2 separate regions of the Homo sapiens genome follow, and region 1 is linked to region 2. Evidence: read pairs that join two places in POLR2A ChIA-PET (ENCODE). Cell type or tissue: Panc1. All regions are shown on one strand. Each heading gives the region's core, and the rest is flanking DNA. Links, peaks and the distances in the headings are about the cores only.

Region 1 (16,697 bases), core at 4,570-12,569, 74 kb before region 2:
AGAAAATGAAGAACTTGGATTTTAATGAGTTTCAGTTTTTTAACCAGTGATTCTCAAACACCTCCACTCCACAACATCTTTATAGGCTACTGCAAGCCCCCTAAATCTCTTGTGCTACTACACTCAAACAAATAAAACAAATCCAAAAACACAGCTGGAGACACAGTGGCTCATGCCTGTAATCCCAGCACTATGGGAGGTTGAGGTGGGTGGATCACTTGAAGCCAGGAGTTTGACTAGCCTGGCCAACATGGTGAAACCCCGTTTCTACTAAAAATACAAAAATTAGCCAGGCATGGTGGCGTACACTTGCAATCCCAGTTTCCTGGGAGACTGAGGCAGAATTGCTTAAACCCCGGGAGGAAGAGGTTGCAGTGAGCCAAGACTGTGTCACTGCACTCCAGCCTGGGTGACAGAGCGAGACTCTGTCTCAAATAAAATAAATAAATAAGAATAATAATTAATTAAATAAAAAATAATTTAAAAAACAGCACTGGAAAGCTTACAGTCAGCTGTGCTGGGCTGCCTCTATCAAATACCTGTGAATGAATCCCAGAGGGGAAGGAGTGAGAGAGCAGAAGTCAGGAAAGCTGTGCCTTAAGAACACCATGATGATCAAGGTTCTGGAGTACGTACAGAAAAAAAAAAAAAAAAAGCTGCCCTAATACTGACTGAAGGCATAAAGAAGGAAGGGAAAGAAAACGGCAATTACTGCTGCATTGAAAGTAATCACTGCCCTAAGCATTCAGCGAAACTTATAATTCAGCTGATCACGGGTAAGAAATAAAGAAGCCAGGCGTCATTCATTTAATTTTCTTTATGTAGCTTTCAAAGAGTAAAAAAGCACATAAATATTCTCTTTATGCTATCAAAAGAAACAGTTACCAGTAAAAAGAAAAGAGGGGCTTCGGATATCCAAGAAAATAATGGGTACTTCTCTGTCCGCCAAATTTAGGTAAGAAAACAAAACATTCCTCACACCTCCTGAAAGCCCTGAGATGGGTGGTCCAGGTAGGAGGAGAACCACCTGAACTTCAGGTTTATTTTTCCCCTAAGTTTTCTACTGACATTTCACCTCAAGCCTATGCAAAGAAAAGCTGCAGAATCAGCAGAGCTGACTGACTTGTCAGGTTCTCACTAGTTTAGAAAAAGCCAAAGGCTTCCACGGAGAGTTGCCACCTGGCCTAAAGTTCTGGCAAGACAGGGCTGATCTTTCACATCCTCCAAGTGTCCTGAGAAAAGCTTGGTGGGCTAGGAGATGTGCCCTGTGTCTGGGGCACCAGCCAGTGACAGAGGCAAGGTGGAAACTCTTCCTCAGTTCTCCATTTTTTCCTTATTTATTTTTATTTTTATTTTATTTTATTTTGAGATGGAGTCTTGCTCTGTAATCCAGGCTGGAGTGCAGTGGCGTGATCTTGGCTCACTGCAACCTCCACCCCCCAGGTTCAAGCAATTCTCCTGCCTCAGCCTCCTGAGTAGCTGGGATTATAGGTGCACACCACCACACCCAGCTAACTTTTATATTTTTAGTAGAGACAGGGTTTCACCATGTTGGTCAGGCTGGTCTCGAACTCCTGACCTCATGATCCACCCACCTTGGCCTCCCAAAGTGCTGGGATTACAGTCGTGAGCCACCGCACTCGGCCCATTTTTTCCTTATTTAACCCTAACAGATGTCTTGATGACATGATTAGGCAAGTCTTTGTGATAGGTGCTCCAGGCTAGCAGTGGCTTGGAAAAAGCGATCATTGTGAAATGAGCAAACATGACATGCAGGACTTAAAACTGTAGTGTCACATGGAAACCAAACAGAACTACTGTAAAACTCTTCCAAAGAATTCTTTCCTAAAATATGAAAATACACACATAAACACTCTGCCTATAATTTCAGGGAGTTATCCAACCTAATCAGGCACCCTGTAGGGTTCTACACAGGGGTTAACTTGACATTAACCCTTCAGGTTAAAATCCTGTGTTTAGTGAGATATAACAGGACACTTGTTTTTTTAAATTTAGAGACAGGGTCTTACTCTGATAACCAGACTGGAGTGCAGTGGCATGATCATGGCTCACTGCAACCTTGAACTCCTGGCCTCAGATGATCCTCCTGCCTCAGGCTCCTGAGTAGCTGGGACCACAGGCAAGCACCACCACACCCTGCTAAAATATTAAAAAATGCTTCGTAGAGACAGGACCTTGCTATGCTGCCTAGGCTGGTCTTGAACTCCTGGTCTCAAGTAATCCTCCCCCATCTCAGTCTCCCACAGTGCTGGGATCACAGGTATAAGCCATTGTGCTCATCCTGGACATCTGTAAATAGAGGGAAAGCCTCTTAAAAATCTGTTTCTGCAATTAAAAGAGGTTTTTTTTCTTTTTCTTTCCTTTCTTTTCTTTCCTTCCTCCCTCCCTCTCTCTCTCCCTCCCCTGCTTCCTTCCTTCCTCTCTCTTTTTTTTTTTTTTTTTGAGACAGAGTTTCGCTCTTGCTGCCCAGGCTGGAGTGCAGTGGCGCGATCTCAGCTCACTGCAACCTCCGCCTCCCAGGTTCAAGCAATTCTCCTGCCTCAGCCTCCCAAGTAGCTGAGATTACAGGCATGCACCACCACGCCCGGCTAATTTTGTGGTTTTAGTAGAGACAGGGTTTCTCCATGTTGAGGCTGGTCTCGAACTCCTGACCTTAGGTGATTTGCCCGCCTCACCCTCTCAAAGTGCTGGGATTACAGGCGCGAGTGACTGCACCCGGCTCATACACTGAATTTTTAATTTAATTTGTTTTTTTTTTTTGAGATGGAGTTTCCCTCTTCTTGCCCAGGCTGGAGTGCAATGGCGCAGTCTTGGCTCGCTACAACCTTTGCCTCCCGGTTCAAGTGATTCTCCTGCCTCAGCCTCCCAAGTAGGTGGGATTACAGGGGACTGCCACTGCACCCGGCTAATTTTTGTATTTTTAGTGGAAACGGGGTTTCACCATGTTGGCCAGGCTTGTCTCGAACTCCTGACCTTAAATGATCTACCCTCCTCAGCCTATCAAAGTGTTGGGATTACAGGTGTGAGCCACTGCATGTGGCCTGAATTTTTAATTTTAGTTATTCTACTTTTTACTTTAAGACTTTCCATTTCATTTTTCAAATCTATTAGATAATTGTTGTTTCCCATTCCCTGAAGATATTTTCAAACTTATCTTGTATTTCTCTAAATATAATAAGTATGGTTACTTCATAATTTCTATGTGACAATTCCAACATCTAAAGTCTTATGCTTGCTGGGCATGGTGACTCACGCCTGTAATCCCAGAATTTTGGGAGGCCAACGTGGGCAGATGATTTGAGGTTGGGAGTTCGAGACCAGCCTGGCCAACATGGTGAAACCCAGTCTCTACTAAAAAATCCAAAAATTAGCCAAGCATGGTGCTGGGCGCTTGTAATCCCAGCTATTCAGGAGGCCGAGGCACGAGAACTGCTTGAACCAGGGAGGTGGAGGCTGCGGTGAGCCAAAATCGCACCACTGCACTCCAGGCTGGGTGACAGAGCGAGACACTGTCTCAAAAAAAAAAAAAAAAAATAGTGTTATGCTTGGTTATTTTGTGACTATGTACTAATTATTAGCCTTAAATAATTACATGGAGAAGGAAGAAATGGGGAATTATTGCCTAATGTTATAGAGTTTCTGTGTGGGCTGATGAGAAAGTTTTAGAAATAGTGATAATGACTACATTATCAATACAACTAATGACACTGAATTGTAGATTTTTAAATAATTAAAATGGCCAACTTTATGTTGCTATACATGCATGCATGCATGCATACACACATAAAACCGCAATAAAATATTTTTTAATTATTAAAAAATTTAAAAATTAAAGTAAAAATAAAAAATGACAATGAGGATTCTTCGAGGTCTAGGATGAAGGGGCCTTCTTCCATAGGAGATATGCTTTCATTTCTGCAAGACTCTTATAGACACTACAGGTATAGAAACATTTTAAATTCTAATTCCCTGCTTGAGATTTCCTGAATCCCAATAAAGCAAGTCAGCAGAAGAGGTCCATTCCGTGATCATAACCTCTCAAATACAAGTTTTCTTTTTCTTTTCCTTTTTTTTCTTTTGAGACAGAGACTTACTCCGTCGCCCAGGCTGGAGTGCAGTGGCGCAATCTCGGCTCACTGTAACCTCTGCCTCCTGAGTTCAAGTGATTCTCCTGCCTCAGCCTCTCGAGTGGCTGGGATTACAGGTGCCTGCCACCATGACTGGCTAATTTTTGTATTTTTAGTAGAGTCAGGGTTTTACCATATTGGCCAGGCTAGTCTCAAACTCCTGACCTCAGGTGATCCAACTGCCTCGGCCTCCCAAAGTGCTCAGATTACAGACATGAGCCACTGTGCCTGGCCTCAGATAGAGGTTTTCTTTCCTTATTCCCTCCTGCTCTGCTTAGTGCCAAGACAAGTCTACTCCCAGACCCTTGGGAACAGGTGAAGGTACTTGAAGGTACATCTGGAGGCGTATTCCTTAGCGGGTCTAAGCTTAATGTTGGAGGGCCTTCTGTTAGACTCCTACTTCAAACTTGGTCTGGGCTTTCATTTCTGCAATGTTGCCCTTCAAAGCCATGAAACCCACAGCTTAATTTCAAGCAAATGCCCTCAGAGTAAATGCAGGTTCTTATGTTCAGTTCACCTCATAGAGTTCTGGTTTTCTCTTTAGATGCTGGCTTGGTTATTCCCTGTTTTCTTATGAGCTCTTTAATGCTTTTAAAGTGTTTTAAATATGTTACCCTATGTAATAGTTGTTTTTATTTTTTGTTTTGTTTTTTTGAGACAGAGTCTCACCCCATTGCGCAGGCTGGAGTGCAGTGGTGCAATCTCAGCCCACTGCAACCTCCACCTCCTGAGTTCAAGCAATTCTCCTGCCTCACCCTCCCGAGTAGCTGGGATTACAGGTGCCCACCACCATGCCCAGCTAATTTTTGTATTTTTAGTAGAGATGGGGTTTCACCATGTTGGCCAGGCTGGTCTTGATCTCCTGACCTCAGGTAATCCTCCAGCCTCGGGCCTCCCAAAGTGTTGGGATTACAGATGTGAGCCACCATGCCTGGCTTATATAATAGTTATTTTTAGCTGAGTTATCTCATTATTACTGGAAGTGGAAGGCAGATATCTATTTTTTTATAGAATATGTATAGTTTGAATTTAAGATTTAATGTTTTAATCTACCTGACAAATATGCTGCATGTTAAGGTTTCTTTGTATTACTAATAGTATATCAGACTTTCCACTGATAAATTCTATCATGCTAAACAAGTATATTCACTCCTGAATCTTTCTCCTTTATACTGTTGTCTCACTGAGTAATTTAAATTGAATTTATTTTCACATTTTCACGTACAATTTTTGACCCAGTGACCCAACTGATCGTCTCAGCATCTTAATAAGTGCTGCAAGTAACAGCTTCTAATAAGTATGAGTGAAAGATCAAACACCACTGTGCCAATGCAGTCACAGTGAGGAGCAGAGCAGCGTTGCTCTATGAGCTGTCATTTTCCTTGTATGTCCCCTGTTATGAATGGCATCTGGACAGATATATCCCGGATGAAATTCTGCTCCTAGCTTAACCATTTGGTTGCTGAATTGCAAGACAAATAATAGATACATTCAATTTTATCTAATTAGTATACTCTGACTTAATAATTTTGCAAACTGAATCACTTTACAAACTAAATATAGAGAAGTTATTATTATGGTCTGGTTTCCAAGCAACGATTTCATTAAGAAAAGCTCCACTTGGGAAAAACATCTGTTTGTCAGTTAGGTTTCTGCTGTCATATAATTTCACAGTGAAAAAGCCATAGTCACTCTGTGCTTTAGTAATCCCTAGTTGTGAAAAGGTCAACGGGGGGTACTACACCGAGGGAAGCCATCTGTTTCAATCTGTACTAGTCCCTGAACCTTGTTGTCATGAAACAATTCAGTTTCCCTAAACAGCCATGTAATTTTAAAAACATTCTCTTCTTATTATAAAATCAATACGTGTTCATATTAGAAAACATGAAAAATATAAAAGACACAAAGAAGAAAATAAAAATCACCTGAGTTTTTGATGCCTTCATGTTAGATCTCATTTGAAAATGGATTCCACCGCTAAAAAATTACTTAAAACCCACTGGCCTAAAATAATGCCATATGGTTTTTTACCTTTTTAATCTGCAATTAGGATGTTTTTCATAATGGTTAAGGGCTGTGTGTTGGACAACCAAGCTCAGAAATTTGTACAGATATCCAAACATTCTCATTGCATTTTATGAAAGTAGGCTTAAGGAGAGACTGAATTCTCCATCAGTGGTGAAGAGGTGAGGAAGGGTGTGTATGTGGCATGACACATGAAATGTGGTATAAAACTTTCTCGCTAGGCACGTACATAGCCTGACAGTGAGTTCTCAAAACTTTTTTTTTCTTTTGAGCAGCAGAACTTTGTTTTTCCATGAAATCTTAAGAGAGGGCTTGATGAAAGAGAGAAAAGGAGAGCCATCTGGTTAGAGTGGGTTGCCTGGTGCTCCAAACCCACTCACCCATGCCCCTCCTTACTGATCCTAAGGGTCTGGAGGGCACAGGCGTTCATGCAGTTCTTGCCTCCTGCTCCTCCCTGCTGTAGTCCTGCTGCTTTGCTGTTTCGCATCCTACAACACTCTTTCCTCCTTCCTTTTTTTTTTTTTTTTTTTGAGATGGAGTCTTGCTCTGTTGCTCAGGCTGGAGTGTAGTGGCACGATCTCAGCTCACTGCAACCTCTGCTTCCTGGGTTGAAGCAATTCTCCTGCCTCAGCCTCCCAAGTGGCTGGGATTACAGGCACACACCACCACACCCAGCTAACTTTTCTTTTTTTTTGTATTTTTAGTAGAGACGAGGTTTCACCATGTTGGCCAGGCTGGTCTCGAACTCCTGACCTCAAGTGATCCGCCCACCTCGGCCTCCGAAAGTGCTGGGATTACAGGCATGAGCCACTGTGCCTGGTCTCCTCCCTTCTTTACTAGGTTAATTCCTAACTACCCACAGATCCTCACTGATGGGTTACTGCCTCGTTCCCTTGCTGTCAGGGAAAATGTCCCTAAAACATGTTTAGTGAAGCAATTAAATACATCTTAATTTCATGGTTTCTGGGGCTCATTTCAAGTCCTTCTCCTCCTATTCATATAGACTAGCTGTCACAAAGGCGGGTTTCACGACCAAGAAGACAGTATGAGATACCTCCAGGTAGAGTCAGTTGCTTAAATGTCTACTTTACAAGCTATTAAGGAGGTCTAAGTATCTTCCCTACAGAACGGCTATTTAAATTTTGCCCTGGAGCCACCCTTTATCTAGTAAAGTTGGAATCTGAAGGCAAGTTAAGGAGGATGGAGTTAGTGAGAGAACACCATGTACCTTTTATTTAGAGCACCTGTGTCAAAACCATGTTTTACATTTGTGTGATTTTGTATCATTTGCTCTTCTCCAACTGTAAACTCCATGAAGGCAAGACATGACTGTTTTTCTCAGTGTTGTACCTTGCACAGCACCCTCAAACATAGCAGTGCTCAATAAATATCTGTTGAGGCGGGTGCAGTGGCTCACGCCTATAATCCCAGCACTTTGGGAGGCCGAGGCAGGTGTATCACCTGAGGTCAGGAATTCGAGATCAGCCTGGCCAACATGGCGAAACCCTGTCTCTGCTAAATACAAAAAACTAGCCAGGCGTGGTGGTGCGTGCCTGTAATCCCAGTTACTCAGGAAGCCGAGGCAGGAGAATCGCTCGAACCTGGGAGGCAGAGGTTGCAGTGAGCCAAGATTGTGCCACTGCACTCCAGCTTGGGAGACAGAGCAAGACTCCGTCTCACACACACAAAATAATAATAATAATAATAATAATAATAATAATAATAATAAAAAATACCTGTTGAGTGAATGAACATTTTAAGCCATTAACAACAACAACAAAAAGAAAACCCTAATTGCCAAAGAAAATATTTTACAATTCTCTTTTTGTCCCTATTTAAAGGTTATCAATAGTGGAAAACAAAAGTTGAACACAAAGTACAAAAGTGATTCTAAAACAGCTTTCTCCTAAGAAACACCTTAGCAATCATGTCCCAGCAGGTGGACAGAGAGATGACCTAATGAGGTCTTTGGCAGCTCAAGGGGTTGTGATTCATTCCCTGAGGCTCAATTCATTCCCAACCTTCAATCCTCCTCTGGGGCAGGAGAGATACCACAAGGTCAGGAAGCACAAAAGCCTAATGTAAAAATCTAAAAATGTGTTGCCCAAACTGTACAGACACCATTTAAGTTTACCTTCCACCACTGCCAAGTTCTCAACGTGACCTGAGAGGGGGTAATTGATGCTTCATTCAGTTAAAAATTGTAAAGTTATGATTCACCAACAAAAGGAACTATGTCAGTGTTAATAAAAAATATAATTGGGCTTACTAAGTGTGTGAACAGCTTCAAGTATCATCTTAATCACATCTGGTGAGATTAGGAATTTTAATTTGTATTTGAGATGAAGGGTGACATAGGCTGCTTGCTCTTTAGTTGGGGAGGGAAACACAAAAGCAGGGTGCACCTCTAGCTGATACTGCAATAAAGCTCCAGTAAAAACCATGGATTACTTAGAGAGTGTGGGATGCTGTATTTAAGGGGAAGTCTGAAGAGGGACTTGCTGTTTTACTTACAAGCTCTCTCACTACTCCATCCTCCTTAACTTGCCTTCAAATTCCAACTTTACTAGAGAAAGGGTGGCTCCAGGGCAAAATTTAAATCGCTGTTCTGCAGGGAAGGTACTTAGACCTCCTTAATAGCTTGTAAAGTGGACATTTAAGCAACTGACTCTTTACCTGGAGGTATCTCATGTTGCCTTCTTGGTCATGAATCCTGCCTTTGTGACAGCTAGTCTATATGAATAGGAGGTGAGGGACTTTAAAGGAGCCCCAGAAGCCATGAAATTAAGAAGTATTTAATTGCTTCACTGAAAATGTCATGATCCATGGTTCCATGGTTTAATTTTACCATCCGTAAGAGCAGAGGCTGGCCAGGTGTGGTGGCTCACGCCTGTAATCTCAGCACTTTGGGAGGCCGAGGCGGGTGGATCACAAGGTCAGGAGATCGAGACCATCCTAGCTAACACGGTGAAACCTCGTCTCTACTAAAAATACAAAAAATTAGCTGGGCGTGGTGGCGGGTGCCTGTAGTCCCAGCTACTCAGGAGGCTGAGGCAGGAGAATGGTGTGAACCGGGAAGGCAGAGCTTGCAGTGAGCTGAGATCACGCCACTGCACTCTAGCTTAGGCGATAGAGCGAGACTCTGTCTCAAAAAAAAAAAAAAAAAAGAACAGAGGCCATGGTGTTGTGACAAAGGTGAGAAAATGCAATGGAAAAAGGAAGGAAGTACAGAGGCATAAATAAGGGCCTTGGCTTTGGAGTTGAATCCAGCCTCTATTACATACTGGTTGGCCAAGCAGTTGGCCTCTTAGCCCTGGTTTCTTTGTCTGAAAAATGGGAGATGAAGATACTGACTCCTATACCTTGCCTTCATGCCCATTTTGCTCCACTAACAACCTGAACTGCTTCCCTTCTGTTATACTTTATATTTGCCCAACCCCCCCACCCTGCCTTTTTTTTTTGAGACAGGGTCTCTGTCACCCAGGCTGGAGTGCAGTTGTATGATCACAGCTTGCTGCAGTCTTGACCTCTTGGGCTCAAGTGATTCTCCCACTTCAGCCTCCAGAGTAGCTGGGACTATAGGCATGCGCTACCACACCCGGCTAATTTTTAAAATTTTTATAGAGACAGGATTTTGCCATGTTGTCCAGGCTGGTCTTAAACTACTGGGCTCAAGTGATCGTCCACATCGACCTCCCAAAGTGCTGGGATTACAGGCAGCAGCCACAGCACCTGGTCTGGCCCCACTCTTGAACATCTTCCTACCTTTGCTTTTCCCTCAGCTTCAATCCCCTCACACTCATTTGAGTGTCTAAATCCTGCCCACCCATCTTTCATAGTCCTGAGAGCTCCACAAAAAACAACAGTACTGTTCTGAGTTTTTAACGTTATTTTTAAATTTTTTAAATTTACTTTTTTTTTGAGACAGAGTCTTGCTCTATTGCCCAGGCTGGAGTGCAACGGTGCCACATCAGCTCACTGCAACCTCCGCCTCCCAGGCTCAAGCGATTCTCCTGCCTCAGCCTCCTGAGCAGCTGGGATCACAGGTGCCCGCCACCACACCTGGCTAATTTTAGTACTTTTAGTAGAGATGGGGTTTCACCATGTTGGCCAAGCTGGTCTCGAACTCCTGAACTCGTGATCGACCCACCTCAGCCTCCCAAAGTGCTGGGACTACAGGTGTGAGCCACCGCGCCCATCCTAAATTTTTTTTTTAAAACAGAGTCTCGCTCTGTCGCCCAGGCTGGAATACAGTGGCTCGATCTCGGCTCACTGCAACCTCCGCCTCCCAGGTTCAAGCGATTCTCCTGCCTCAGCCTCCAGAGTAGCTGGGATTATAGGAACCCATACTATGCCCAGCTAATTTCGTATTTTTCGTAGAGATGGGGTTTCACCATGTAGGACCAGGCTGGTTTCAAACTCCTGACCTCAGGTGATCTGCTTGCCTCGGCCTCCCAAAGTGTTGGGATTACAGGCATGAGCCACCACGTGTGGCCTTTAATTTTTTTAAGTGTACAATTCAGTTAGTTTTGGTATATTTACCAGGCTGTGCAATAATCCCCACTATCTAATTCCAAAACATTTTCATCTCCTCACAAAGAAACCTCATATCCATTATCAGTCACTCCTTACTCCTCCATCCCCCACATCCTCTGACAACTATTACTCTACTTTCTGAATTTATACATTTGTCTGTTTTGGACATTTCATTCATATAGGAATCATACAACACATGGCCTTTTGTGTCTGGCTTCTTTTCCTTACCATATTTTCAAATTCATTCATGTTGCAGTATGAATCAATAGTTCATTCCTTTTTACTGCCAAATAATATTCCACTGTGTACATACATCAGATGTTATGAATCCATTCATCAGGCGGTAGATATTAATATGTATGTTGTTTCAATTTTTCAGCTATTATAAATAATGCCTATATATATATATAAATATAAACTTTTGTGTGGACATATGTTTTCATTTCTCATGGGTATATACCTAGGAGTGGAACTGATAGGTCACATGATAACCATGTTTAACCTTTTGAAAATGGCCAGACTATTTTTCAAAGCAACTGTACCATTTTACATTTCTACCGGCAACATTTCTTCACATCCTCATAATTTGTATTATTTTAAAGTAAGCTTTTTTTTTTTTTCTTTGAGACAGAGTTTCGCTCATCTCCCAAGCTAAAGTGCAATGGTGCAATCTCGGCTCACTGCAACCTCTGCTTCCCGGGTTCAAGCGATTCTCCTGCCTCAGCCTCCCAAGTAGCTGGGATTACAGGCACTGACAATCATGCCCGGCTAATTTTTGTCTTTTTAGTGGAGACAAAGTTTCACTATGTTGGCCAGGCTGGTCTGAAACTCCTGACCTCTAGTGATCTGCCTGCCTCGGCCTCCCAAAGTGCTGGGATTACAGGTGTGAGCCATCATGCCTGGCCAAGGTAAGCTATTTTTAAATGTCATTTATTGGCACCAGAAATACAACAGATCTCAAAAGTTCTATACAGAAAGCTACGTGCTTACTTAACTCACGCTCTCAGTAAACTGGATAAATCCCAGGATTGACTTCTTTCTTTCTTTCTTTCTTTTTGAGACGGAGTTTCACTATTGTTGCCCAGGCTAGAGGGCAATGGCGCGATCTCGGCTTACCGCAACCTGCCCCTCCCAGGTTCAAGCGTTTCTCCAGCCTCAGCCTCCCAGGTAGCTGGGATTAGAGGCATGCACCACCACGCTCAGCTAATTTTGTATTTTTAGTAGAGACAGGGTTTCTCCATGTTGGTCAGGCTGGTCTCGAACTCCCGACCTCAGGTGATCCGCCCACCTTGGCCTCCCAAAGTGCTGGGATTACAGGCGTGAGCCACCGCACCCAGCCACCCAGGATTGATTTCTGAAGCCTCTTTCCTAATGCTCCTAAAACAATGCTGATACTTTCAATGCTGAAACACTAATGATTGTCTGCAGGAAGAAGGGTGGGCAGTGTGTGAGGTAATACGTACTCACAGTCCATGTGAAAGATGAGTTTCAAAGATACACACAGAGATTGCTTAAAAATTAACACTTGACACATTGCCATGTTAGCAAAAATAAAACAAAAATCAAGCATGAGGTCAGCATACTATTAAGTTATAAACAGGGTTGATATATAGTGAAACAATTTTCCAAAGGTAGGCCTGGTTCTCCTATACTTAAGACCACTAGGAAACTCAGCCCTTGCATCTTGGGAACAAAAAGAATGAGGGCACTATGATTGATTATTTTTCCCTGTGGCAAAAATGTAGACTTCAGAGCCAGAGGCACAAATCCAAATCCTGATGTTGTCATGAGGTATCTGAGTCACTGTGGGCCAGTTACTTAACATCCTTAAGCCTCAGTTCCCTCATCTGTAAAATGGGGAGAATAATTCCTAACCTGCAGGGTTGCTGTGACTAGCACATAGATACTCAATAAATGCTAACTTGTCATAATAAATGACAATAGTTACTTACTGTCATTTCTCTTTACATCCAAGGCAATCTTGGAAAGTGAAAATAGCTAACAGTGAAGTAGCCGGTTCATCTTTTACTTACATGTAAGTACTAAATTGTTAAATATTCTGATGCAAATTTGAATGTATCAATCTTTGATTGATAAAGGAAACCACTGGACAGATATTCAAAAAATGAAGCTAGTGTAAAACTCAAGTGTTGTGGGCTTTGAAATGCAATCTCTGGCTTGGGAGAGGGAAAGAAGGCATCATATATATATATATATATCAGCTGCACTGTAGTAAGATAAGGTACAAGAGACTGGGAATCCCTGTAAAATGGCTTGATCCCAGCTCCATCACTCTCCCAACTTCTGTGACTGTAGGCAAGTCAATTCTTCAGTTATAAAAGATGGGTTGTAGTCTGGGCGTGATGGCTCACACCTGTAATCCCAGCACTTTGGGAGGCCGGGGCAGGCGGATCACCTGAGGTCAGGAGTTTCAGACCAGTCTGGCCAACACGGTGAAACCCCATCTCTACTAAAAATACAAAAATTAGCTGGGCATGTTGGTGTGTGCCTGTAGTCCCAGCTACTTGGGAGGCTGAGGCAGAAGAATTTCTTGAACCCAGGAGGCAGAGCGTGCAGTGAGCTGTGATCACGCCACTGCACTCCAGCCTGGGCAACAGAGGGAGACTCTGTCTCAAAAAAAAAAAAAAAAAAAAAAGAGATGGGTTATAATATCTAGTCTTATTATATTTCAGGCTTGTTGACAGAATCAAAGCTTTCTAGATAATTAAGCATTATTTAATTTTAATAAATATTATTGACAATCATAATACATCTTTTTAATTTTTTTTTTGAGACGGAGTCTTACTCTGTCGCCAGGCTGGAGTACAGTGGCACAATCTTGGCTCACCGCAACCTTCGACTCCCTGGTTCAAGCGATTCTCTTGCTTCAGCCTCCTGAGTAGCTGGGATTGTAGGCACACACCACCATGCCTGGCCAATTTTTGTAATTTTAGTAGAGACGGTTTCACCATGTTGGCCAGGATGGTCTTGATTTCCTGACCTCGTGATCCGCCTGCCTCGGCCTCCCAAAGTGCTGGGATTACAGGCGTGAGCCACTGCGCCCAGCCTTTAAATTTTAAAGATAGAACAACATGGCCAATTTCTATCATCATTTGAAAGCTCTAGAGAAGTAACCTAGCATACTGGGGGAAAAATAAGATTAAGATTAAGATTAAGAGGCCAAGAACATGGTTCAAATTATTTGCTGTGTAATCTTGAAAAACGAACTTAACTCATGTAGGCCTCAGAATTTTCACCTATAAAATGGGGATATCTCACATCACATCCAAAAATTAGCTCGAAATGGATCACAGACCTAAATGTAAGAGTGAAATCTGTACAACTATTGGAAGTAAACACAGAAATAAATCTTCATTATCTTGGGCTAGGCAACAATTTGTTAGAAATGATATCAAAAGTGCAAGCAATGAAAGAGAAATTAGGTGGGGTACAGTGGCTTACACCTGTAATCTCAGCATTTTGGGAGGCTGATACAGGCAGATTACTTGACCCCAGGAGTTTCAGACCAGCCTGGGCAACATGGCAAAATCTTGTCTCTACAAGAAATACAAAAATTAGCTGGGCATGGTGGTGTGCACCTGTAGTCCTGGCTACTTGCTACTTGGGAGGCTGAGGTGGGAGGCCAAGGCTGTAGTAAGCCTGGGGATATCAAGGCCACAGTGAGCCAAGATCGCACCACTACACACCAACTTGGGTGAGAGTAAGACCCTGTCTTAAAAGAAAAGAAAAGGCCGGGCGCGGTGGCTCACGCCTGTAATCCCCCCACTTTGGGAGGCCGAGGTGGGCGGATCACGAGGTCAAGAGATCAAGACCATCCTGGCTAACACAGTGAAACCCTGTCTCTACTTAAAAAATACAAAAAAATTAGCCGGGCATTGTGGTGGGAGCCTGTAGTCCCAGCTACTCGGGAGGCTGAGGCAGGAGAATGGCGTGAACCCGGGAGGCGGAGCTTGCAGTGAGCCGAGATCGTGCCACTGCACTCCAGCCTGGGCGACAAAGCAAGACTCAGTGTCAAAAAAAAAAAAAGAAGAAGAAGAAGAAACAGAAATTAGACTTCATTGAAAGTAAAAACTTCTGTGTTTCAAATGACACCATTATGTAAGAGAAAAGACAATCCACAGGATGGCAGAAAATATCTGCAAATCATGCATCTGATAAAGGACTTTTCTCCAGAATGTATAAAGAACTGTTATAACTCAATGATAGGAAGGAAAAAAAAAATTAAAAATGGGCAAAGAGGCTGGGCGCAGTGGCTCACGCCTATAATCCTAGCATTTTGGGAGGCCAAGGCGGGGGATCATCTGAGGTCAGGAGTTCGAGACCAGCCTGGCCAACATGGCTAAACCCTGTCTCTACTAAAAATACAAAAATTAACTGGGTGTGGTGATAGGCATCTGTAATCGCAGCTACTCAGGAGGCTGGGGCAGGAGAATCACTTGAACCTGGGAGGTGGAGGTTGCAGTGAGCCAAGATCATGCCACTGCACTCCAGCCTGGGCAGCAGAGTGAGACTCCATCTCAAAAAAAAAAAAGGCAAAGAATCTGAATAGACACTTCTCTAATGAAGATTTACAAATGGGCAATGAACTCATAAAAAGATCTTCAACATCACTAGTCATGAGTGAAGTGCAAATCAAATCACAATGAGATACCCCTTCACACCCATTAGGGTGGCTATGTGAAAGCTGATCAAACAAATTTGGTCATTTTTGTCATACCCACCTAAGAGTTGAGAGGCCAGGGAAACAAAGCACGCAGTGCACATAATATTGCCCCAAAAGTATAATTCCCTACAAGCCCAGCTGCTGAAACTCCCTATTGTGACCTAAAACCAAGAAATTAAAAAAAAATAAAATAAAAAAGAAATTTAAAAAAGTAACCTAAAACCAGTTTTATCTTAGCTACTGAAACAAACTTGCTGCAACTCTAAGACTAGTTTTACCCACCACTGTCACTCCTCAGAGCTTGTCAGCTGCTCAGAACTTTACAGTGCCAATGAACTTTCTTTCTGGAACAGTATGTAACATTTCTCCTTTTTATAAAATCTCCAAACTTCTTCCTCTTCTTCTTCTTTTTTGTTTTTGAGACAGAGTCTCGCCCTGTCACCCAGGCTGGAGTGCAGTGGCCTGATCTCAGCTCACTGCAACCTCTACCTCCTGGGTTCAAGTGATTCTCCTGCCTCCAGAGTAGCTGGGATTACAGGTGTGCACAACCACACCTGGCTAATTTTTGTATTTTTAGTAGACATGGGTTTTCACCATGTTGGCCAGGCTGGTCTCGAACTCCTGACCTCAAGTGATCTGCCTGCCTCAGGCGTGAGCCACCGTGCCCGGCCAAACCTCTAAACTTATCTTTGTTCTTCAGACATATGGAAGACCACCCTGTCTGTGTATGCCCTGAATTGCAATTCTTGCTTCTGCAAAATGTTTTAAATTTAGAGATTTGTCCTTATATTTTATTTGATTTTGACATATGTGGTGTCAGAAGTGGGATTCCAAACCTGACTCACCTTGGGAAAAATCATCGGCCCTTGGAACTATGACATAAGGTACTCACATTGAGGGCCTTTGAGCACCCTCTCTCCCACGAGTCAGCTAGGTGTTCCCTGGTGAGTCTCCTGGATGGCACTCCTGCTTTGGGTAAAGTTCTGTTTTGTTTGGGATTTGCTTAGAGAAGGGTCTTTCCTCCTCTTATTTGGAGGGGGGTCTCTCTCTGGTTGGGAGATCATCTGTTGGGGAGGACTCTTTTCCTCCTGGCAGACCTCAGCTGTGAGGTCTGAGTGAAGAGATATTTTTCCTCCAGGTTGAGGCCTGGGTGAAAGAATTTTTCCTTTTCCCTTCAGTTGGGAAAGGCAGCTGATCGTCCTCTTGGTAAGTACATACTTTATTTTCCATCAGCACTTGTGTTTATTTGGCTTTTGCATATTCAACACTTGCATTTAATTGGCTTTTGTATATTCAACATTAAA
Region 2 (16,697 bases), core at 666-8,665:
TTTTCCAAGCTGGAGTACAGTGGCACAATCTCGGCTCACTGCAACCTCCGCCTCCCGGGTTCAAGTGATTCTCCTGCCTCAGCCTCCTGAGTAGCTCGGACTACAGGCGCGTACCACAACGTCCGGCTAATTTTTTGTATTTTTAGTAGAGACAGGGTTTCACCATGTTAGTCAGGATGGTCTTGATCTACTGACCTCATGATCCGCCCGCCTTGGCCTCCCAAAGTGTTGGGATTACAGGCATGAGCCATCGTGCCAAGTATTTTTTTTTTTAATAAAACTGGTTTATTGAAGTATACCTTAAAAACCATAAAATCATTTATTTTAAATATACACTTCAGTGAATTTTAGTAAATTTACAGATTTGCAAAACCATCACAATACAATTTTAGAACCTTTCCGTCATCAAAAGATCCCTTGTGTCATTTGTAATTGCTCCCTGTCCTACCTACTAAATTCACATACAGGTTTTTCTATGAACACGTTTTCTTTTTTTTTTTTTGAGACGGAGTCTCGCTCTGTCACCCAGGCTGGAGTGCAGTGGTGCGATCTCGGCTCACTGCAAGCTCTGCCTTCCAGGTTCACGCCATTCTCCTGTTTCAGCCTCCCGAGTAGCTGGGACTACAGGTGCCTGCCACCACGCCCGGCTAATTTTTTTATATTTTTAGTAGAGACGGGGTTTCACCATGTTAGCCAGGATGGTCTCAATCTCCTGACCTCGTGATCTGCCCGCCTCGGCCTCCCATAGTGCTGGGATTACAGGTGTGAGCCACCGTGCCCGGCCTATATGAACAAGTTTTCATTTCTCTTGGGTATATACCTAGTAGTGGAATTGCTGGGCCCATATGATAACTCCAGGTTTAACTTTTTGAGGAAATGTCAAACTATTTTCCAAAGCAGCTGTACCTTTTTATATGAAATACAGTTTTGAAAGCTGTTTTCTAATGTAAAAGTGTTCAGCAGTAAATTATTATAAATTTATTAAAATAAATTGTATTTATTATTTTTATTTTTTATAGAGCTCGGGTCTCACTATATTCACCAGGTTGGTCTTGAACTCCTGGCCTCAAGTAATCCTCCTGCCTTGGCCTCCCAAAGTGCTAGAATTATAGGCATAAGCCACCACACTGGGCCTAAAATAAACTTTAAAGAATATTTATCCTACTTCCATCTAGCCATAACACAATGAATTTCATTTGCTTTCCAAAAGCATATACCACATATATTTATAAGGCTGTGATAATAAAGAACATAACATTTAGATTCTTAGTTTTCATTCACTTTTTTTCTATGAATAGAAAAGCAAATTTTCATTCTTGTTATATATTTATGTAGTCATTTGCAGGAATCATTTATTCAGACTTAATTTGTTATGACAGTAATTACTATCAAAAGTTATAAAGTAGATTCAATTATCATACACTTTTAGGAAGACTATAGTATTGAAAAAGCCCCTGTCAATTTCTTTTTTTGTTTGTTTGTTTGGAGACAGAGTCTCGCTCTATCCCCCAGGCTGGAGTGCAGTGGCATGATATCGGCACACTGCAACCTCCACCTCCTGGGTTCAAGCAATTCTCCTGTCTCAGCCTCCTAAGTAGCTGGGATTACAGGTGTGTGCCACCAGGCCCGGCTAATTTTTGTATTTTTAGTAGAGATAGGGTTTCGCCATATTGGCCAGGCTGGTCTTGAACTCCGGGCCTCAGGTGATCCACTCTCCTCGGCCTCTCAAAGTGCTGGGATGACAGGCGTGAGCCACCATGCCCGGCTCCATGTCAACTTCTTCAATAGACATGCTTTCATCAGCGGCATTTGCCAGTTAGAGAAACTAAACTATTTCAACATTTAGAATAAATGATGTAATTAACAGGGTTTCAAAAATATATCAGTTTTTTCACTTAAAAAGGTCAGCTTGCCAGGCGCAGTGGCTCGCGCCTGTAATCCCAGCTCTTAGGGAGGCAGAGGCAAGAGGATAGCTTGAGCCCAGGAGTTCGAGACCTACCTGGGCAATATAGTGAGACCTCATTCTCCACAAAAAGGAAAAGCAACAACAACAAAAGACAAAAAACGTCAGCTTACAGTTTCTGGTTTTCAAAGTGAAAACCAGACAGCTTGGAGCTTTAGATTAGTCATTCCAACGGTTCAAGTGCTAATTAAAAGGTAAAATTATTTTAAAAGGCTGGGAGCAGCGGCTCACACCTGTAATCCCAGCACTTTGGGAGGCTAAGGAAGGAGGATCGCTTGAGGCCAGGAGTTCAAGACCAGACTGGGCAACGTGGTGAGACCCCACCATCTCTACAAAAAAAGAAAAAATTTAAAAAAAATTTTAAATAAGAAGTAAATAAAAACATTAGTGACTCAGATTACCAACCTTAAACACATCCTCAATGCATCTACTAAGTTCTTCTTCTGTCACCAAAATAGTTCCTGGTACCATGTCACTCTCTGAAAGCTCTAGAAAATAAACACACAAAATTACCCATATTTAGTGCCTCACTGAATAGGACATACTAAAGCTAAGGAAGGAAGCTTTACTAGAAAGATGGCTCAGTAAGTAACACCTAAGATCAGAAAATGGTTATCATTGAACAATACACAATTCATACACATTTCATGGAATATATGATGCCACTGATTATAAACATGCATTGTTATTTTATGTATCACTAAGAAAAAACACCAACGTTGCCAATTACCTATAGCACATTATCACTTAGAATTTTCATTTTAGGCCAGGTGTGGTGGCTCACAACTGTAATCCCAGTATTTTGGGAGGCCAAGGCAGGCGGATCACAAAGTCACGAGTTTGAAATCAACCTGGCCAATATGGTGAAACCCCATCTCTACTAAAAATATAAGAAGTTAGCCGGGTGTGGTGGGGCAGGCCTGTAGTCCCAGCTACTCACGAGGCTGAGGCAGGAGAATCGCTTGAACCCGGGAGGCGGAGGTTGCAGTGAGCCGAGATTGTGCCACTGCACTCAAGCATGGGCAACAGAGTGAGACTCTGTCTCAAAAAAAAATTTTTTTTCATTTTAAACTTAATTGAATAAAAATTGGGGATTGGATGAAATGAAAATGGCAGAGTTGGCCAGGTGTGGTGGCTCACGCCTGTAATCCCAGCACTTTAGGAGGCCGAGGCAGGCGGATCACAAGGTCAGGAGACTGAGACCATCCTGGCTAACACAGTGAAACCCCATCTCTACTAAAAATACAAAAAATTAGCTGGGCGTGGTGACGGGCACCTGTAATCCCAGCTACTCAGGAGGCTGAGGCAGGAGAATGGCATGAACCTGGGAGGCAGAGCTTGCAGTGAGCCGAGATCATGCCACTGCACTCCAGCCTGGGTGACAGAGTGAGACTCTGTCTAAAAAAAAAAAAAAAAGAAAGAAAATGGCAGAGTTAATAGTTGTATCTAGGTGACAGGTACATAGGAGTTCATTATATAATCTCTATAATATGTGTTTAAAAATTTCCCTTCAAAAAGTTTTAAAATAGTTATATTTTATTTTTATTTATTTGAGACAGGGTCTTGCTCTGTAACCCAGGCTCTGGAGTGGAACTGTGTGATCATGGCTCACTGCAACCTCAACCTCCTGGGTCAAGTGATCCTCCCACCTCAGCTTCCCGAGCAGCTGGGAATACAGGCGTGCACCACCACGCCCAGCTAATTTTTAAAATTTTTTCTAAAGACAGGGTCTCATTATGTTACCCAGCCTGGTTGCAAACTCCTGGGCTCAAGTGATCCTCCCACCTCACCAATCCCAGCACTTTGGGAGGCTGAAGCAGGAAGATCGCTTGAGCCCAGGAGTTCCAGACCAGCCTGGACAATACAGAAATAAAAATTTAAAAAAAAGTTTTTAAAGTTTTATAATAAGTCTTTCTATTTATTTAGACATAGTTTTATCATATATTATTATTATTATTTTGAGCAAGGGTTGCACTCTGTTGCCCAGGCTAAAGTGCAGAGGTGTGATTATGGCTCACTGCAGCCTCAACCTCCCAGGCTCAAGCGATCCTCCCACATCAGCCTCCCAACTAGCTGGGGCTACAGGTGCTTGCCACCATGCCTGGCTAATTTTTATACTGTTTTTTGGTTAAGACGGGGTTTTGCCATGTTGCCCCAGTGGTCTCGAACTCCTGGGCTCAAGCAATCTGCCCGCCTAAGCCTCCCAAAGTGCTGAGATTACAAGCATGAGCCACCACGCCCAGCCATGATTCTTGATTGAATTCTGGATTAAAAAAAAAATAGCTCTAAAACAAATTATTGAAACAATTAGAGAAGTTTGAATGGAATTTGTATATTATATCAAAGCATATTGTATAAATGTTAAATTTCCTGAGTGTGGTAATCGCCTTGTGGTTATGTAGGAGACTGACATTTTTCTTTGGGGATGCATACTGTAGTATTTAGGGGTGAAGTGTTGTGATGTCTGCAACTAAGTCTCAAATGCTTCAGAAAAGACATGTTTATATGTATAGAAAGAGAGAAAGATAAAATAAATGTGGCCAAAATGTAAAGTTATTCGGTCTAGGTGATCTGTATATGGGTAGTTCAATATACTCTTCTTGAAACTTGTAAGTGAATTTGTCAAAATAAAAAGTTGGGGGGAGGGGAAGGAAAACTAAAGAGACTGATATAACACAGATTTAAATCATTTCAACGTGAAATACTGAAGAAGGTCCTTTAGAGGCACACACAGCCACCACACTTCCTCCTTTACCTGCTGTATTCAAACATCGATGAAGAGGAGCTAACACTGGCTGGAGCAAATACTTTGCTGCCAAATGTGGGCGTTCTCTTGACAAAGTTATAAAGGTAGTGGTGGCAACTCTCTGAAATTGTCGTGCTGTCAATTTATCTTGAAAGTGAAATAAATCCAGAACCTACAAAAAAACTACAAGAAGTAAATACCAGTTTTTTGCAAGGAATATGACAGTAACTAAAAACAAAAAGCATGAATTTCTTTAAGACAAAAAATAAATTCACCTCAATAACACTGATTCAACAGAATTCTTTTAATTTAACATACCCAGTATCAAAGGGTAAGAGAGCTGAACAGGCAGTGTTTTTATTTTTAATTAAAAAAATTTTTTGGCCGGGTGTGGTGGCTCACGCCTGTAATCCCAACACTTTGGGAGGCCGAGGCGGGAGGATCACAAGGTCAGGAGATCGAGACCATCCTGGCTAACACAGTGAAACCCTGTCTCTACTAAAAATACAAAAATCTTAGCCGAGTGTGGTGGCGGGCGCCTGTAGTCCCAGCTACTCAGGAGGCTGAGGCAGGAGAATGGTGTGAACCTGGGAAGCAGAGCTTGCAGTGAGCGGAGATCGCGCCACTGCACTCCAGCCTGGGCGACAGAGCGAGACTCCATCTCAAAAAAAAAAATTTTTTTTGCCCACCTCTCATACTTGCAGTGTTTTTATTAAATAATTTTATCAAATTTATAAAATACAGGCTCATTTTAGGCATACGCATAGGGAATATTAAGAAAACTCCCTCCACATTTTTCTTTTTCCTTTTTTTTTTTTTTTTGAGATGGAGTCTCACCCTGCCGCCCAGGCTGGAATACGGTGGTGCAATCTCGGCTCACTGCAACCTCCGCCTCCCAGGTTCAAGCAATTCTCCTGCCCCAGCCTCCCAAGTAGCTGGGATTACAGGCACATGCCACTACCCCCAGCTAATTTTTGTATTTTTAGTAGAGACGGGGTTTCACTATGTTGATCAGGCTGGTCTCAAACTCTTGACCTCGTGATCCGCCCGCCTCAGCCTCCCAAAGTGCTGGGATTACAGGCGTGAGCCACCGTGCCCAGCCCCACATTTTTCATGTATCAGATTTGCAAAGATCAAAAAAGTTTGTAACACATTGTGTGGGTAAAAATGTGGGAAAATAGGTACATAAAGCATATCGATCAAAAATTTAAATGCATAAAACCTTTGAACCAATAATTTCAATTCTAGGAATTTTTCCTATGGTAATACTGGTAGTTATGTACAAAGACTTATGGATATTAACTGTAGCATAATTTGTAATAGAAAAAGAATGGAAACAACTCAAATGTGCATCAATAACAGGCTGGTTAAATAAATTACAGTACATTAATATGATGAAATACCATGTACCCATGAAAATGAATGAAATGATCTCCAAGGTACACTGTGTTTTTTGTTGTTTTTCTTTTCAGATGGAGTCTCGCTCTGTCACCCGGGCTGGAGTGCATTGGTGCAAACTCAGCTCACTGCAACGTCTGCCTCCCAGGTTCAAGAGATTCTCTATCCTCAGCTTCCTGAGTAGCTAGGACTACAGGTGTGCACCACCACGCTTGGCCAATTTTTGTATTTTCAGTAGAGTTGGGGTTTCTCCATGTTGGCCAGGCTGGTCTCGAACTCCTGACCTCAAGTAATCTGCCCACCTCAGCCTCCCAAACTGCTGGGATTACAGGAGTGAGCCACTGTGCCTGGCCAAAGTACACTATCAATGAAAAAAAGCAAAATGAAAAGAGGGCATGCTGCATGCTATCATTTAGATAAAAATTAGCACTGGCCTGGCATGGTGGCTCACGCCTATAATCCCAGCACTTCGGGAGGCCGAGGCAGGCGGATCACCTGAGGTCAGGAGTTCGAGACCAGCCTGACCAACGTGGAGAAACCCCATCTCTACCAAAAATACAAAATTAGCCGGGTGTGGTGGCGCATGCCTGTAATCCCAGCTACTCGGGAGGCTGAGGCAGGAGAATCGCTTGAACCCGGGAGGTGGAGGTTGTGGTGAGCCAAGATCGCACCATTGTACTCCAGCCTGGGCAACAAGAGCAAAACTCTGTCTCAAAAAAAAAAAAAATTAGCATTAATTGTACCATCATGTGTATATGTTAATGTATGTGTGTATGCACATACATGTTAATATATACATACATTAACATATGCACATATGATGGTATATGCATAATACACAGAATATCTCTGGAAAGAAATTCATAGCAGTGACTACCTCTGAGGGACTGGAGAACAGGAATGGTAGGGAGACTTAGTTTTCGGTTTACTCTTTTATGCTTTTTAAATTGTTTGCCATGTTAATTTACCTTGTTTATTTAATATCTGCCTTTAAAAACTAACTAAAAACACATGGAGAGAAAAGATAACGAACAAGATGAAACTTGAGTTTCGTATTCTAGCTCTGAGAGCAAGCTGGGCAAATCATTTAGTAGTGGTGAGGCATTCTTTTTTTTTTTTTTTGAGACGGAGTTTCACTCTTGTTGCCCAGGCTGGAGTGTAATGGCTCAATCTCGGCTCACGGCAACCTCCGCCTCCCGGGTTCAATCCGTTCTCCTGCCTCAGCCTCCCAAGTAGCTGGGATTACAGGCATGCGCCACCACACCCAGCTAATTTTGTATTTTTTTTAGTAGAGACGGGGTTTCTCCATGTTGGTCAGGCTAATCTCGAACTCCCGACCTCAGGTGATCCGCCTGCCTCGGCCTCCCAAAGTGCTGAGATTACAAGCGTGAGCCACTGCGCCTGGCCTCGTCATTCTTAAACTGAACAATTAGGTCAGTCTCTTCCACCGGTTTTTATTCATTTATTAAGAAGGCTCCTCACTAAACAATAAACTTAAATATTATACTGCTTTTATCTCAATACTAGAGGAACATTAAAAGTCCTCTTTCTGTAAATAAGCAGATAATCCTCAAATGATCAATAGAAACAAAAAGATTTACCTGGGGGCAGATGTCCCTGTAGTAATTCTCTGGTGAAAGAGACTGCTGGGGACAAGAGGCCAAAATCTTTGCGATCAGGTCACACTTCTTCCAGTCAGCAGCCGTCACCTCAGCATCACTTCCACCAGCTGCTCCCGCTGGCACAATGGAGAGAGATGTTAGCAGCTCACAGCAATTCCCCACAGAAGGTCCCATGTAACAAATTTGTCTTAAAATTTAAGGTAAAATGCATTTATCTTTTCTATTGAAAATAGTTTATTTTTTTCTATAAGATAATCTACCCTTCTATACTTTCCTTTTTATGTTTTTTATTTCTTATTTATTTATTATTATTATTTTTTGAGACGGAGTCTTGTTCTGTCACCCAGGCTGGAATGTAGTGGCATGATCTCAGCTCACTGCAACCTCTTCCTGCCAGGTTCAAGCGATTCTCTTGCCTCAACCTCCCGAGTAGCTGGGATTACAGGAATACACCACCATGCCCAGGTAATTCCTTTCTATTTTTAGTAGAGACAGGGTTTTGCCATGTTGGCCAGGCTGGTCTCGAACTTCTGACCTCAGGTGATCTGCCCGCCTCAGCCTCCAAAGTGCTGTGATTACAGGCATGAGCCACCGCGCCTGGCCTATACGTTCCTTTTGATGCTAGTTTCTGGGAAATTCAGAGAAAAACTAGCACTTAGTCACTATAATGATATTATTCATATAACTGGAATACTAGCTTCACCATGTTTATTACTATTATTATTCTGTCTCCTTGTATGTATCATTTCATTTAAACTGTCTTAAGCCACAGCCGTAGAGTGACAGGGACCAGAATTACTTTACCGTCTTAAGCAATTATAAAATTGGACAAAATATATAAACAATGGTTTCCAGACAGTGGACAACAGGCAGCCCAGGACACTGATCCCTGAGAGAACGGAAGCAAACAAACTGAGCTTGACGACTGCCCTCGTTCACTGACTGGAGAGAGTTTTCAGGCGATAACAATAGCAGCCCAAATGAAGCCTGGCATCTTGTTCAGTGGAAGAAACATAGTTCAGAGTTCAGGGAGGCCAAAGCAGCTGGAATTTTCAGGGCAAAATACCAGAAGGGAGGAAGTTACATGTAGAGAGAGTTCCAAAGATCTGCAAAAGGGTCCTCTCTCAGGTCTTTGGTAGAGTATGATACACGTATGTGTGAGGAAAATACCAAAGCCTGGGGCAATAACCACCAGAAAGGAGTAGGGGGGAACAACCCCCACGGTTCATAAAGGCTGGGAAGAGTTGTGTTCCCACCAGCCAGCCTGGGAGGATCTCCTAATACACAGGGCAACAACTAGAATTCTCAGAAGTCTATTATCTTAGTACAATCTGTATTGTTACACTTAGTACAACACACTTAGTATAATACAAAAAGGGGTTAAATTACCTTAAAGGTTGCTGTAGAACCACACTAACAGAGCTGAAAAGCCAGGATCAAAGGGACTAAACTAATTCCAAGTAACTTAACTGCATTCCAGAACAAAGTCCAACTAAGGAATATAAAAATCTGGCACTCAGCAATGTAGAATAAAAATGTTCAGCATCCAGTCAAAAATTACCAAGCATATCCACATGAGGAATTATTATTCAGTCATAAAAAGGAATAATTTTTATGGAGGACTGATTCATTCATATTATAATATGACTAAACCTCGGCTGGGCACGGTGGCTGACACCTGTAATCCCAGCACTTTGGGAAGCCAAGGCAGGTGGATCACCTGAGGTCAGGCGTTTGAGACCAGCCTGGCCTACATGGTGAAACCCCGTCTCTACTAAAAATACAAAAATTAGCCAGATGTGGTGGTGGGCGCCTGTAATCCCAGCTACTTGGGAGGTTGAGGCAGGACAATCGCTTGAACCTGGCAGAAGAAGGTTGCAGTAAGCTGAGATCATGCCATTGCACTCCAGCCTGGGTGACAAGAGCAAAACTCTGTCTCAAAAACAAACAAACAAACAAAAAACATGAATAAATCTCAAAAACATTATGCCAAGTAAAGGAAGCCAGACACAAAGACCATGTATTGTATGAAATGCCAATACAGGTAAATCCAAAGAGACCAGGAGGTGAAGTAGTACTTACCAGAATCTGAGAGGAGGGGAGAATGAGGAGTGGTGATTGCTAGTGAGTATGAGGGCTTCTTTGGGGGGACATGGGGGGAGGGTTGAGGAAAATGTTCTGGAAATAGATATTGGTGATGACTGCACAGCTCTGTGAATATACTAAACACCCCAAACTGTACTCTTTAAAAAAAAAAAGTGACTTCTGGCCGGGTGCGGTGGCTCACTCCTGTAATCCCAGCACTTTGGGAGGCCGAGGCAGGTGGATCACCTGAGGTCAGGAGTTTGAGACCAGCCGGGCCAACATGGTGAAACCCCATCTCTACTAAAAATTTAAAAAAATATATTAGCTGGGTGTGGTGGCACAAACCTGTAGTCCCAGCTACTCGGGAAGCTGAGGCAAGAGAATCTCTTGAACATGGGAGGCGCAAGCTGTAGTGAGCCGAGATCGCGCCACTGCATTCCAGCCTGGGAAGTTGCAGTGAGCTGAGATCGCGCCACCGTTCTATGGTATGTGAATAACATCTAAAAAAAAAAAAAAAATTACCAGGCATGCAAAGAAGGAAAACAATATGGCTTATAATTAGAATAAAAAAATCAACAGAACCGGCTGTGGGCGGTGGCTCATGTCTGTAATCCCAGCACTTTGGGAGTCCAAGGCGGGCGGATCACCTGAGGTCAGGAGTTCAAGACCAGCCTGGCCAACATGGTGAAACGCTGTCTCTACTAAAAATACAAAAATTAGCTGGGCATGAGGACGCACACCTGTAGTCCCAGCTACTTGGGAGGCTGAGGCAGGAGAATCTCTTGAACCTGGGAGGCAGAGGTTGCAGTGAGCAAAGATCGTGCCATTGCACTCCAGCCTGGGTGACAGAGCAAGACTCTGCCTCAAAAAAAAAAGAAAAAAAAATCAGTAGAACAGACCCCAAAAAAACAGAGATAACAGAATTAGAAGACAAGACCATTAAGACAACTTCTTTTTTTTTTTGAGACAAGAGTCTCACCCTATCGCCCAGGCTGAAGTGCAGTGGCGAGATCTCGGCTCACTGAAACCTCCACCTCCCAGGTTCAAGCGATTCTTCTGCCTCAGCCTCCTGAGTAGCTGGGACTACAGGCACGCACCACTAATTTTTTGTATTTTTAGTAGAGGCAGGCTTTCACCATGTTGGCCAGGCTGGTCTCAAACTCCTGACCTCGTGATCCGCCCACGTTGGCCTCCTAAAGTGCTGGAATTTCAGGCTTGAGCCACTGCGCCTGGCCCATTAAGACAACTATTAAAAATTTGCCCTTGGCCAGGCACAGTGGTTCACGCCTGTAAACTCAGCACTTTGGGAGGCCAAGGTGGGTGGATCACTTGAGACCAGGAGTCCAAGACCTGCCTGGGCAATATGTCGAAACCCTGTCCCTACTAAAAATACAAAAATTAGTTGGGTGTGGTGGCGCATGCCTGTAATCCCAGCTGCTCAGAAGGCTGAGGCACCAGAATTGCTTGAACCTGGGAGGCAGAAGTTGCAGTGAACCAAGATCATGCCACTGCACTCCAGCCTGGGAGACAGAGCAAGACCCTGTCTCTGGGGAAAAAAAAATTTTAAAGACAGAGAAAAATAAAAAAGACATAGAGAAAAGAAGACACACACAAAAAGAGCATTAGTAATTGGCAGGACAACAGTAAACATAATATTTGGTGTCATTCAAATCTCAGAAAGAGAGATCTGAGGGGAGTACAGAAAAAAATATTTGAAGATAATGTCTGAGCAATTTCCAAATATGGCAAACACTATAAACCCACAGCTCCAAAAAGCAGAAAAAAAACCATAAAGAAACCAACACCACACCAAGGTACATCATAATCAAATTTCTAAAAACCAGCCATAAGAGAAAAATCTTAAAAGCAGTCAGAGGGAAAAATGGTATATCATTTATAGAGGAACAAAGATAAGAATGATAGCAGACTTTTCATCAGAAATGACACAAGCCAGAAGACAACAGAATATCTTTAAAGTACTAAAAGAAAAAATAAATGTCAACCTAGAATTCTATGCCCAATAAAAAATATCTTTCAAAAAGGAAGATGAACTAGACTTTTTCAGACAAACAAAAGCTAGAAAATTAATTGCCAGGCCGGGTGCGGTGGCTCACACCTGTAATCCCAGCACTTTGGGAGGCCGAGGCAGGTGGATCACCTGAGGTCAGGAGTTCAAGACCAGCCTGGCCAACGCAGTGAAACCCTGTCTCTACTAAAAATACAAAAAAAAAAAAAAATTAGCCGGGCGTGGTGGCTGGCACCTGTAATCCCAGCTACTTGGGAGGCTGCAGCAGGATAATCGCTTGAACCCAGGAGGCAGAGGTTGCAGTGAGCCGAGATCGTGGGCAACAAGAGCGAAATTCCGTCTCAAAAAAAAAAAAAGAAATTCATTGCCAGTAGACCTACACTAAAAGAAATGGCAACTAAAGTTCAGGCAGAAGGAAGTTTGCACTGAAATTTTGATCTACATAAAGAAATAAAGACCACCAGAAATGGCAAATATGCAGGTCAATATAAACCTGCCTCAAACCATTTTGGGAAAGAAACAAGGTATGAATAGATAACAACAAATATATACATGCACAAGTTGGGGGAACTCATAGGAAAAAGAGGGTTCTGATTTTCTTATAGTAGCTCTCAAATCTGCATGCCCTTAAGTGAGGTCTAACCCTTCTTGGAAAAGGAAGATGCAAAGACCTGTTTGTAAGGGACAACTTCTTATGGGTAACTGATCATTTGTTATTTCATTGGCCCTAGAAGCCACTGTGGGGAGAACTGAGGGGAGGCAATATTATAGCCACTCTAGACCAAATCTACCAACGTCTGCCAACCACACTGACCTCACTTTTGTCTGATGGGACCAAGGTACATTATGCCAGAAATGAAGTCAAGATTTATTCTTCTAGCTCTCTTCCTTCTTCCCCACATATCCAGCCCTTCGTTAAGTTTTGGCAACTCTCCTCCTTAAATATCTCTCAAACCCATTCATTTCTCTCCATTTCCATGACCACTGCATTAATCCAAGCCTCCGTGATTCCTCAGATGTCTGCCTTTTAACTGATCTCCCTGCTTCTGCTCTTACCCAATCCATTCTTCACAATACCTCCAGATAGATATTTCTAAACTGCAGATTTGATCATGTTCTCTCTTTCTTAAAACTGTTAATCGTTTCGCATCTCCCTCAGAATAAAGTTCAACATCCTGAACTCAGCCTATCAGGCCTCCCTGAGGTGGCCCCCAGCCACCATCCCCACTCACTGCGCACCACTCTACCTGCACTCTGCCCTCACTACTCTACCCACGTGGAGATTTCCTCAGAAGCACTATGCTCATTTCTACTTCAGTTCCTCATACATGCTACTCTCTCTGCCTATAACTATCTTCCCTCTCTCTTCAGCTAGTTAATTCCAACTCAGCCTTCAGGGCTCAGTTTAAATGCCATTTCCATAAAAAAAGCCACTAAGTTTGTGGTAAGTTGTTGCAGTAACAATAGGAAACTAACAGGCAGGGGATAAGGGAGATAAGAGACTGAACACACAAAAAAGGCAAAGTGTTCACCAGGATAAAAGTGAAGGGGATCCTTGGATGGCAGCTGAGTAGAAGGTAACCAGGATTGAGTAAAGCAAGTCAGAAGACCCAGAGAAAGATGTTTCCAAGAAGATAAAACTGATAGAATATCTGGTGGGTTTTTGTTTGTTTGTTTGTTTGACACAGGATATCGCTCTCCCACCCAGGCTGGAGTGCAGTGGTGTGATCATGGCTCACTAAAGCCACAAATTCCAGGGCTCCAGCAATCCTCCTGCCTCAGCCACCTCAGTAGCTGGAACCATAGGTGCGCACCACCACACCCAGCTAATTTTTGTATTTTTGGTAGAGATGGGGTTTCCCCATGTTGCCCAGGCTGGTCTCCTGAGCTCAAACTATCCACCTGCCTTGGCCTCCCAAAGTGTTGGGATTATAGGCATGAGCCACCATGCCCAGCCTATTTGATGTTTTTCAGTGTATTAAAAGGAGATTTAAACAAAAGAGGGACAGCTTGAGAAAAGATTAGTGATAAGCACATAGAAAACTAATCAGATGTACAAAAAAAAGATTAACTCCAGGAAGTACAAAAGATTATGTAAAAAAAGAAAGTAATCATAATATACAATATAGATCAGCTGTAAATAATAATCACAGAGTTACACTAATATAAACACTGAATATTGATCTAACCAAAACTGAGATATAAATATATTACGGAGATGTGAAAATAAAAATGTACTTGGGGGAATGATGGCAGTGTTATGAAAGAGAACAAGATCCTCTTCCACACATGGTGAGAGGTAGATACATGATGCCTGAAACTGAAAAAATTATGAATTCCCATATATTAGTTAGAAATATAGAAGTAAATGGCCAGGATCATGCCTGTAATCCCAGCACTTTGGGAGGCCGAGGTGGGTGGATCACGAGGTCAGAAGATCAAGACCATCCTGACTAACACAGTGAAACCCCATCTGTACTAAAAATACAAAAAATTAGCTGGGCGTGGTGGCAGGCGCCTTTAGTCCCAGCTACTCAGGAGGCTGAGGCAGAAGAATGGAGTGAACCCGGGAGGTGGAGGTTGCAATGAGCCAAGATCACGCCACTGCGCTCTAGCCTGGGTGAAAGAGCGAGACTCTGTCTCAAAAAAAAAAAAAAAAAAAAAAATAGAAATATAGAGGTAAATACCAGAAAAAACTCACTGAAAGAGTTCAAAGCAGTTGCTTCTAGAAATGGGAAATGGATTGGAATGATGCCGAGGACTGCTATTTTTCACTATAAGTCTCAGAGAACTATTTGACTTTAAATGATGTACATGTCTAATTTTCTCTAAAAAATAAAAAACATAAATTAAAAACTACTACCATGCTTAGCATTAACTTTTTTCCTATTAATGAGAACTTAGATAATATAATTAGGGAAATGACTCTAAAACTTCATCCCAAAGTTTGCATCTCAAAGGTATTTCTGGCTTCAAGAAAATTATTTTACATTTAACTTTTTTTTTTTTTTTTTGAGACAAGGTCTTGCTTTTTTTGTCCAGGCTGGAATGCAGTGCCATGATCATGGCTCACTATAGCCTCGAACTCCTGGGCTCAAGTGATCCTCCTGCCTTAGCCTCCCAAGTAGCTGGGACCATAGGCGGGCACCACCATACCTGGCTATTTTTTTTTTTTTTTTTGTAGAAACAGAGTCTTGCTATGTGGCCCAGGCTGGTCTTGAACTCCTGGCCTCAGACAGTCCTTCTGCCTCAGCCTCCCAAAGTGCTGGGATTACAGGTGTGAGCCACCACACCTGGCTTTATTATTATTATTATGATTATTGAGACAAAGTCTCATTCTGTCACCTAGGCTGGGGTGCAGTGGCACGATCTTGGCTCACTGCAACCTCCACCTCCAAAGTTCAAATGATTCTCCTGCCTCAGCCTCCCAAGTAGCTGGGGTTAGGCGCCCGCCGCCATGCCAGGCTAATTTTTGTATTTTAGTAGAGACGGGGATTCACCATGTTGGCCAGGCTGGTCTTGAACTCCTGACTTTAAGTGATCCACCTGCTTTGGCCTCCCAAAGTGCTGGGATTACAGGCGTGAGCCACCGCGCCCGGCCCACACCTAGCTTTATTTAACATTTACTTTAGGGTTTTTACTTCAATTTTCTGTGTAATGTTTTCCCCAGATAGTATAAATTATTTGAAATGGCTTACAATATTGTTCAATAAAATAGGCAGTGTATCACAAGTGTTTTAGGAAAAGAGCAAGAGAATTAGTTTCTTTGGAAAAGAAGCTCATTAACGGCCTCTAAGTTTAACCTGTTCAATCCCTGCAAGGATGGAGTTTAGTTTCAGTCAGGTTTTAAAGGTAAATACTAAAGACCAATAATTCACCTCAGACTCTGACTCAAAGGAAAACAGATACCAAAGTCACAGCAACATTTTATTTCTTACCACCTGCTCCTTCCAAAATGCCCCGGACTACTGCCTGAACACCATTAGGTCTCATTAACCTTTCAGAGAGCAGCTGTCCACATAGACGCCGAAGCCAAGCTGGGGCCCGACACCTCATCTGTGTCTTCACATCTGTGCAGGACTGAGAAAAAGAAGAAGGTGTGAATTCTGAATGTCACTGAAATAGATATGATGGCCGGGCGTAGTGGCTCATGCCTGTAAAAAAAAAAAAAAAAAAAAAAAAAGGAGAAATAGCTATGATATGCAGACTTATTTATTTATTTAGAGATGGAGTTTCACTCTTCACCCAGGCAGGAGTGCAGTGGCAAAATCTCGGCTCACTGCAACCTCCACCTCCCGGGTTCAAGCGATTCTCCTGCTTCAGCCTCCTGAGTCACTGAGATTACAGGCACGTGCCACTATGCCTGGGTACTTTTTGTATTTTTAGTAGAGATGGGGTTTCACCATGTTAGCCAGGCCGGTCTCGAACTCCTGACCTCAGGTGATCCACCCACCTCAGCGTCCCAAAGTTCTGGGATTACAGGCGTGAGCCACCGTGCCCAGCTAGACATTACTTTTTTTTTTTTTTTTGAGACGGAGTCTTGCTCTGTCGCCCAGGCCGGACTGCGGACTGCAGTGGCGCAATCTCGGCTCACTGCAAGCTCCGCTTCCCGGGTTCACGCCATTCTCCTGCCTCAGCCTCCCGAGTAGCTGGGACTACAGGCGCCCGCCACCGCGCCCGGCTAATTTTTTGTATTTTTAGTAGAGATGGGGTTTCACCTTGTTAGCCAGGATGGTCTCGATCTCCTGACCTCATGATCCACCCGCCTCGGCCTCCCAAAGTGCTGGGATTACAGGCGTGAGCCACCGCGCCCGGCCGACATTATTTTTTAAAAGTCCTGAGTCATACTGACAATTA

The links. ChIA-PET counts read pairs that join two places held together with the same protein. Peaks named below come from ENCODE experiments on the same cell type or tissue, not always from the same donor. Only the 100,000 strongest peaks of a DNase experiment are listed, where the experiment ranks them.
Region 1: POLR2A ChIA-PET joins it to region 2 with 11 read pairs; 2 of 35 experiments call an interaction of 5 or more read pairs at or near these places.

The regions. Positions count from the first base shown.
Region 1 is chr16:68,944,256-68,960,952 of GRCh38, reverse strand. All of the region lies in intron 14 of TANGO6 (transport and golgi organization 6 homolog), which reads right to left. Among named protein-coding and RNA genes, the nearest start is that of TANGO6, 110 kb to the right of the region's middle. In Panc1, for the core only: no CTCF peak of the experiment used is centred there; a DNase peak (open chromatin) is centred at 8,219.
Region 2 is chr16:68,866,302-68,882,998 of GRCh38, reverse strand. It overlaps TANGO6 (transport and golgi organization 6 homolog), which reads right to left. Exons shown (of 18, transcript NM_024562.2): 4 at 15,779-15,920; 5 at 7,709-7,845; 6 at 4,719-4,881; 7 at 2,369-2,451. Among named protein-coding and RNA genes, the nearest start is that of TANGO6, 31 kb to the right of the region's middle. RefSeq lists a silencer at 16,079-16,238. In Panc1, for the core only: no CTCF peak of the experiment used is centred there; no DNase peak of the experiment used is centred there.